Linked DNA regions of Mus musculus: region 2 is linked to region 1. A link is a contact called in ENCODE POLR2A ChIA-PET data. All regions are on one chromosome and are shown on one strand. The core of a region is the stretch at or near the end of the contact, and the rest is flanking DNA. Distances in the headings are between cores, read along the strand shown. Region 1 overlaps Gm33485 (a long non-coding RNA gene). Region 2 holds the start of A730020M07Rik (RIKEN cDNA A730020M07 gene).

Evidence for each region. ChIA-PET counts read pairs that join two places held with the same protein, here RNA polymerase II (POLR2A).
Region 2: POLR2A ChIA-PET joins it to region 1 with 103 read pairs in Patski. The contact joins the promoter of A730020M07Rik here to the enhancer-like site in region 1. POLR2A ChIA-PET finds 5 or more read pairs at or near these places in 2 of 5 experiments (Patski and embryonic stem cell).

Annotation. Positions count from the first base shown.
Region 1 is chr3:121,600,259-121,604,572 of GRCm38, reverse strand. It overlaps Gm33485 (a long non-coding RNA gene), which reads left to right. Exons shown (of 4, transcript XR_001783961.1): 2 at 3,567-3,664. Among named protein-coding and RNA genes, the nearest start is that of Gm33485, 4.2 kb to the left of the region's middle. Within about 2 kb of position 2,397, at least 1 of the 3 ENCODE cell types and tissues checked has a DNase peak (open chromatin) inside an H3K27ac peak, as active enhancers do.
Region 2 is chr3:121,644,473-121,648,213 of GRCm38, reverse strand. It overlaps A730020M07Rik (RIKEN cDNA A730020M07 gene), which reads left to right and starts at 1,761. Exons shown (of 3, transcript NR_036458.1): 1 at 1,761-1,832.

The sequences.
Region 1 (4,314 bases), core at 1,148-3,647:
ATCAGCAGGACCCATGGCTTTATATAGTAATTTCCAATTGTGATGCCCTGTGTCATACCCGGCTTCATCTCACCGCCTAAACCTCTAAGAGACAGTAGAAAATCACAGCTTTTTCCACCAGAGCACTGGGAGGCTCCACCGGGTAAGTGACACACAGCAGCACAGAGATTGCCCATCTCAATGCCACTGACTTCTGCGCTGACAGCAGCGCCTCGTCCTGTGTGCTTCTCCTGCAGCTTCAGTTGGTTCCTAGAAATCCCAAAGGCCACGGTGTGTGCTGTGACTGAGTCTGGATGCTCTCGCAGAGAGACCGGCTTGCAGGAGTGAGTCACTCGCCTGGCAGGAGAGCCCTCCTGGCACCCATAACACAGGGAGTGCTTCTGCCTGCCAACCTTCAATCCCTGTTCTGTGTCCTCACAACCCTCCTTCCGTGATTCAGAAGCAAAAACAAAATGAATGGATGGCTCTTTTTGAAAAAAATGGCCATCAACTGGGTTCAGCATCAGAGGAAGCGATGGGTAAATGTGGATTTCAGTCAGGACTGCGGCTGTTGTGGACACGGTATTCATTCACACCTGCCAGTACATATATGATGCACTCACCAGTACATCTGAGAGGCTGTCAGGAGCTTTGTCAATATTCTTTCATTTGCACCTGCCCCTTGAGCAGATAAGAAGACTAGAGAGGTCAGGGATGGCTTGTGGTCTGACTGTATGTGAGTTCAGACAACTGTGAGCTGTGTCCTGCAAGCCAGTGCTCTGAAACTATGCAGCATTGCCCTGCTTAGCGATGGCAGCCTACAGCCCTTATAGACACATGAGGCGTTTCTGAACTCAACAGACCTCAGGACAAACCTGCCTTTGCTCATGATGTGCTCTGTCTCTGTTTCTGATTCTCTCTTCCCTCTGATGTCTACCCTCGATGTTCTCAGAGCCTTCTTTTCCTACACCTCCTTGTGAAGTTACACAGAAACTCAAACATCTCGTTTGATTATACAGAACAAGCCATGTATGGTAGCACTTTGAAATCCTATATCCCATCACTTGGTAGGGCCTGAGGCAGGAAGGGCACAACCTTAAAACCAGCCTGGGCTTCACTATGATGCACCAAAGAGAGAAAGAAATGAAGGAATTCCTGCTTTATTCTAAGCTGTGGTTGGGGAAATGGCTGTCAACAAGGTAGAAGTCCCTGACTTTCTGAGGAGGGCATTCGAGCAAGGAGGCAGACAAGACCATGACTATGTAAGGTAGTGTCAGGCTGGGAAGAAGATGAAGCAAGCAGGAGCTGGCCTTGAGAAGTAGGCTCAGGGAGGGCCTCCTTGAAGAAAGGCGCATGGGTAAAAACAAGGCCCAGTGGAGACAGAAGCTTGCCTCTCTGGAAGAACTTTACATCACAGTGATGGAAACGGGCGTGGCCTAGAGAAGCCAAATTTAGCAAAGAGGAGTGGGAGGATAGGAAGAAAGGTGGGGAGCCTGAGTAGGAAGTTCAACTAGTATCTATGGGGAATAATGATTAATAGCATCCGTGCCATCCAAAACCGGGAAGTACTTGTCTTGGTCTGCTGTTCTGTTGCAACAACATAGTCTCGGACAGTGTGGCTTGTTAACAACAGAACTTCATTTTTCACCGTTCTGAAAGTCGGGAAGTCTAAGAGTAAAGCACTAGTAGGTTCAGATCTACTAAGAACCAGTTGCAGGGTTCCAGATAGCATCTTGTTGCTGAATCTTCCAGAGTAGAAGCTGCAGCGTCTTCACACAGAGGGGAAAACAGAGAAGGCAAACCCTTACCCTCAAACCCTTTACAAAGGCCCAAATCCCATCCAAGTGGGGTTCTTAGCACTGTTGCATTTGAAGATTAATTCTCAACATAAATTTTAGAGGCTGGCCCACATTCAAACCACAACAATGCTCATGTGAGAATAAATTATCCGTTGTTAATCGGAAATTCTAATTTGACTCCAATAGCCCGTTTTAGTTGATAAACAGACTCATGTTTGATCCCCGGGCCAACACAGCTCATCCTCTTCCTTTGCATGTAAGCACTGATGTGAGACTGAACTGTCAGCACAGGGCTGGGGTGTAGCTCACGGGTAGAGAGGGCTTGCCTGAGTAAAATGCCAGGGTAGGGTGTGGAACGGTTGGAGCTGCTCAGTGAGGCGTAATGTGTAGAAATGGAACCAAGTGACCTCGTTCCCAGTGTTCTCCCAGAATTGGATTTTTTTCATTTCAAATCCAACAGAAAAGGAAGCAGAGCTGTCTGCGCCAGCTTACAGGGAGTCAGCGGCTTGCTGTTCCCCGCCCTTCCCAGGCCAGGGACATTGCTTCATCACACACTGGAAAAAAAAAAAAAAAAGAGGCAGGGAAGCAGCCCGTGCAGGGCCCAGCAATTGCCTTATAAGGACATTGGCTAGGCCAGCCAGGTGTGTCATCCCAGAGCTGAGAGGCCCCCTAGTGTGTCCTCCATGAGTCAAGGCCTTGGGAGGGTTAAGGGGTGAGGTGGCCTCAGAAGGCCCATGGCTGCAAGTGAGCAGTCTCACTTTCTCACTTTCTTTCCTGCTACTTGATCCCAGGAATCCACAATCTCATTCACCTTCACATTTGGGAAAGTGGAAAAGGATATTTTAATTAAAATAAAAAAAAAAATAGGTGCTTGTGTTAGCATTTCTTCTAGGCGCTGCCTCCACAGTTACCTGGCAACAGCCAGGAGTGCCTAACTCACTATAACAGGGGCTGCTTGCCCCCTCCTCTCTCTTGCTGTCTTGCCTTCTTGCTCTCACTTTGTCCTTCCCTCCTGCTCCCCCTCTCTCCTTACTCCCCTCCACCCCCTCTTTCTCATGACCGGCCTCTACCTCTCTGTCTCTGTCTCTGTCTCTCTCCCCCACCCCCCTTCTCTGTCTCTACTACCCTCTCAACTCCCCTCCCCAGGCCCTGAATAAACTATTCTATACTATACCTTTGTCATGTGGCTGGTCCCTCGGGAAAGGGATGCCTCAACATGGACCCACAGAGGCACCCCTTCCCCTACACCTGACTGCACACCCACCAAACATATTCCTTCTTTCTTTATTTTTATACAACACAACAGATTGTAAGTTGTTACTTCAGTAGCCAGAGTGTCTGCTCTGGGGTCTGCTGAAATAAAGAAAATGTAGACTTTGGAGAGCGCCCCATCGACAATGGACACACAGAGACCCTAGAAGCAAGGAAGCCGCATGTCGTGGCTCTGTGCTGGGAGGGATGCAGCCCACTAATCAGAAGGCTGTTTTCCAAGGGGAGGCGTGAGTATGAGGCTTTTAGAAGGATTTTTTAAAAAGAAGAAGCACAGAAAATACAGCAAAAGCCACAGAAATAGCACCGTAGATGCCAGGGACTTTGCAGAGAGCAGGGCCGCCCATGTTGAACCACCCCTCATCCCACCTAGACCCTTCCACATCTTCCAAGATGGCAGATACTCGCAGTTTGGCAGTTTGTGTGCTGGGGTAGATGGGGAGACGTAGGAGAGAATAATTAATGCGATTAGATAACATCTTTCTCCATAACCCCGCCCCCATTGCTGTTGGTCTGTAGGTGATTGGCGGAGGGTGATGTTCACCGGCTGTCTGTGCTTCCTTCAAGATTTCATTGGCTCTCAGCACTTCTGCTGGCCCGGTGGCTTGCTTACTGAGGTAACATGGATTTTCTTTTCCTGCCCTGTGAAGGGTTTATCTGGTGCCTCTGGAGTTCGTACCTCTTTCCTGGGAGCACAGTGCTTCACACCTCCAGCTTTTCCCACACAAGCAGCACAGAGTGCGTGATACACTGAATCCAAGGCGGGATGCTTCCCATGTCCCTGGAAGGGGACTGGAGAAAAAAGAAGTAAATTTGGGGGGTTCTCTAAAAATAAGTCAAGCTAAGCACACACAAGAAAGACTAAAGGGGGAACCGGAAATCAGCTGTTGTGTCCTGGTAGCATATTTAATGTAAGAGACAGTGAGTCAGAATTCCAAATTTGCATAACTTTGATCCAGTCATTACAAGAATTTGTTCTACAATCAGAGAAGTACCAAATTTATAAGGACAGTTGAGAGGTGTTCAGTGGAAGAGAGAAGATAGAAAAAAATGTCGATTACCCATACAAGGTTTTCCATTTGTAGTTGAAACAGAGTGTAATTTTCCCCTATGTTGGAGTAGGCTAAAATTATGTTGTAGTTTCTTTTTTTTTTCTTTTGGTTTTTTGAGACAAGGTTTCTCTGTATAGCCCTGGCTGTCCTGGAACTCACTTTGTAGACCAGGCTGGCCTCGAACTCAAAAATCTGCCTGCCTCTGACTCCTGAGT
Region 2 (3,741 bases), core at 512-3,011, 44 kb before region 1:
TCAGTCCAGCCCTTGATATCAGCATCCTTGAGCACCCCTCAGCTCCCAGTTGGGCTGTACTCAGACACCAGTACAAGGTCTCCTGGGAGCACTCCCTGTGGTCAGAACAGCACAGGCTTTGCCCAATGGTGTTCTTATCCCCCTCAGATCTCAAAGGACTAGAAGAAAGGCAAAGAATTAGAGTACCCATTACTATATGCTATATACTTACCAACATACGCAATATTACCAATTTGCTGTTCGGACAAGTTATCCTGACTTAGCTTGTATCTGTGGGGGTGAAAAGCAAAGATTTGTTTTATGCTGCTATGACAAGACACCTGATGCTGAAAACCTTTAGAAGCAAAAGGGGTCTAGTTAGCTCAGAGTTTGGAAGACTGGAAATCCTAGGACAAGCAGTTCTATGTGTTTGCCTCTGGGGAGGGCCTTCTGGCTAAGTCATTCAGTGATAAGTGACACCTCTGGTTAGAAGAGTGTGTGGGAGCAGCAGTAGTAGTGTGTGCAGAGAGGATCAAGCCATGAGAGAAGCCGTGAGAGCTCACATGGGGTTCACACTCGCCTCTGCACAGCAAGTCACTCTTGTTGAAGATTCTCTGCTTCCTCTAGTTCTAATCCTCTACGCCCCACTTCCTGAATACCTACCACTTTTCAGTATGGTTGCACTGGATGGGAGGTTTTGGGAGACACTATCCCATCCAAAGCCAGGATTCATCGCTGTGCCCCCAGGCCTGTTGTCTTTATTTGCTTTGCAACAATTAATAATAAATGTCAAAGAAAGGCAAGCAGTCTGTTTAAGTACCCTTCTCATCTCTGTGGCAAAACACTGCCTGAAACATCTTAAAGGAGTCAGGCTTTATTTTCCATCACATTCACAGAAGGTTCTCATGAGTGGTGCTTCTAGACAGTAGGGAGGCAAAGCATCCTGGCAGTGTGAACAACTGGCATGGTCTGTTCCCTTTAAGATACAGAGGATGTGGCCAGAAACTAGGCACAGCCCTCAACCCTTAAAGATGTTAGGGCTCCAGCTCTTCCTACCAGGCCAACTTTTATGGCCACAAGCTGGTGAAAGGGCCTTTGTAGCTGATCTTCCACTATTGGATGAGTGGTGGGGGACTCTCTGGTGTGTCTTCTGGGAGTCCCCAGGATCAGACAAAATCCCCACCTCTGTCACAAGGTCTGTAAACATCCTCATACTTGGATAGCAAAGCGCTGGCATGGTTAGCCTGCTTAATCACTACCCCACCCCTCCGAGGAGAAGGATGATTTCAGCCACTTGAGGAGGGAGAAACAGCCGTGACCTTCCTGCAAGGCTGATGATAACTCACTCCTTATAAGGAGAGGACAAACAAGGGCCCACGCTCAGGGCTCAGGAATGCACCTCTGTGTGTGTTCTTCCCAACTGCGCCCAGTAATTGGACTTTACACCTGAGGGCAGTCTTTTCTGTGGGCAGGAGGATGGGGGACATCCTCCCTTCCCACTGAGGAAGGCAGTAGTGATTACAGGGGGTAATCACAGCCATAAAGAGCCTGAATCAGCACCCCAGTTACACTGAACTTGATGGGAGGACTAAGAAACAAGCTCCCTGTTCACTGTAACGCCGACTTCACAATGATTTACTTATTATTTGACCAAAACAAAGTCAACATACACAGGACCAAAGTCAAACTGAGTTATTAACCACCAGTGACTTTAGCTATTATTCATACGTATGCTCCAGCAGGCATGCACTTAGGGCCAGTTAATATTTCTACTAACTCAGTAACTAAACCATTACGAGAGGCAAGTATTGAAGCTCAGGAAAAAAGGCCATTTTCCTGAGTTCTCTCAGCTGGTAAGTAAGAAACAGCTATGAATCCAACTCTCTCTGACTCCATAACCATCAGAAGCCCCCCAGAGGAGCTACAAACCCCCTAAAGCTCCCAGGAGACCAGGGGCCCCTGGGCTGTGCAGTATGAAGGTTGAGTTTAGCCTCTCCAGTGTGCTTCATGAGGAATTCCCAGAACTTAGGGACCAAATGGTGGGGTGTGTGTGTGTGTGTGTGTGTGTGTGTGTGTGTGTGTGAAGTTTACTTGCAGATATGTGCATATGCATGTATAGGCTGGAGGACAACATTGCCTGTTGTTTCTCAAGACTCACCCACATGTCCCTCAGTGGTGAGTAGGATAGGCTGGCTGGACAAGGAGCCCGGGTGTCTTGCCTGCCGCTGCCTCCCAGAACTGGGATCACAAACGCACAATGCCTCTTTTGGCTTTCATTTTTTTCAAAAGCAGGTTTTGGAAAGTGTCAGGGAATGCTTCTTTACCGCCTTAGCTATGACCCAGCCCTGTATTCCCTGCTAAACTGCCCTCCCTCTAATCACTCTGAAAAATACAGAACCAGAAAGCCAATCGCTGTAGGTTTCTTCTTCACTCAACACTGCAGAGCCCAGCTGCGGGGCCGTCCGAGGTCTTTATGTGAAATGCATCATGTCTCAGCCTCCTTGCGGAGTTGGCCTGCCAGCCTGTCCTCTGGCTGTTCTCACAAGCCACCCATGTTGCACCCTTTGGCTGCCCTCTCCCTATATTCAGTGCATAGTTGTCCAGAAAGTCTGCCCTGCCGTGACCCCCATTCTCTATTCATTGTGAACTTATTGCATATGCGAGACACAGTGCTGAGCTCCTGGGGTCAAGATCTCTGCCCTCTTGGGCAGATGCTCAGGACTGGAGAGAAAATAGCTACTGGTTTATACAATCAATCACTTTGCTGTGATTATATAAGCCCTTTAGAAATTTCAAAATTGCTAAGAGTGTGTCTGATGGAAACAGGGATGCGGGGCCTGCTCAAGGCTAGGATTGAGGAGATGTCTTCTTGGGGAAGAAGAGAAGATAGCCAAGGCTGAGAGAGGGGGAGGGAGAGGAAGGGGGAGGGGGAGGGGAGGGGGAGGGAGAGGAGAGGGAGAGGGAGAGGGAGAGGGAGGTGGCAGAACAAAGTCAAGAGGTCATCAGGAAGGGCCTCTGTGGAGCCACCTTCAGAATTCTACAAACGAGGAGCTTACACTGAAGGGTTTAAGTGGTGAATTGTACAAGTGCAGAAACAGAAGCAATGAATGATGCATGTGCCAATGGATTCTAAATGGTGCTGAGAATTAGCGAGGAGCTACCTATGGGGGCCTTTGGTCTCTCTCTGAAATAAGCTAAGTTGGCAGTAACTGGAAGGTGGGATTTGGGGAGACTCTCATATACGCTGGACTTGAATTCAGTATGGAGCCTAGAATGACCTTGAAGTTCTCAAATTCTCAAATTCCCCTGCCTCAATTTCTGAGGTGCTGAGATGACATACATGAGTCACCAGGCCCATTTATGGGGTGCTGGGGCTCAAACCCCAGCACCGTGTGCACTCCAGGTAAACACTCTACCAACTGAACTGCATTTCTAGGCCCAAAGATCAACTATTAAAAAGGCTACAGGAAGGTTTGTTTTTGAAGATTGGTCTGGTAATTCTGCCTGTCACCGCTACTAGAAGTCTGAAGCTAGAATTCTGGCATTGTTACTCCACACGAGTAGCCCACTCAGGCCTGCTCAGAGAGGAAGATCTGGATACCCTGTTAGGGCCAGCTGTGGGAAGGATGGCACTAGAGAACATGGTGTCAGGATCCCAGTAATGGATGCTATTGTCCAGGTTGCCCCCGTGAGCTGCTCTCTAAGCTTACAGAAGGCCGAAGACGTTCCAGATGTTCTCCTTGGAGTCTGCCACGGTAGGCC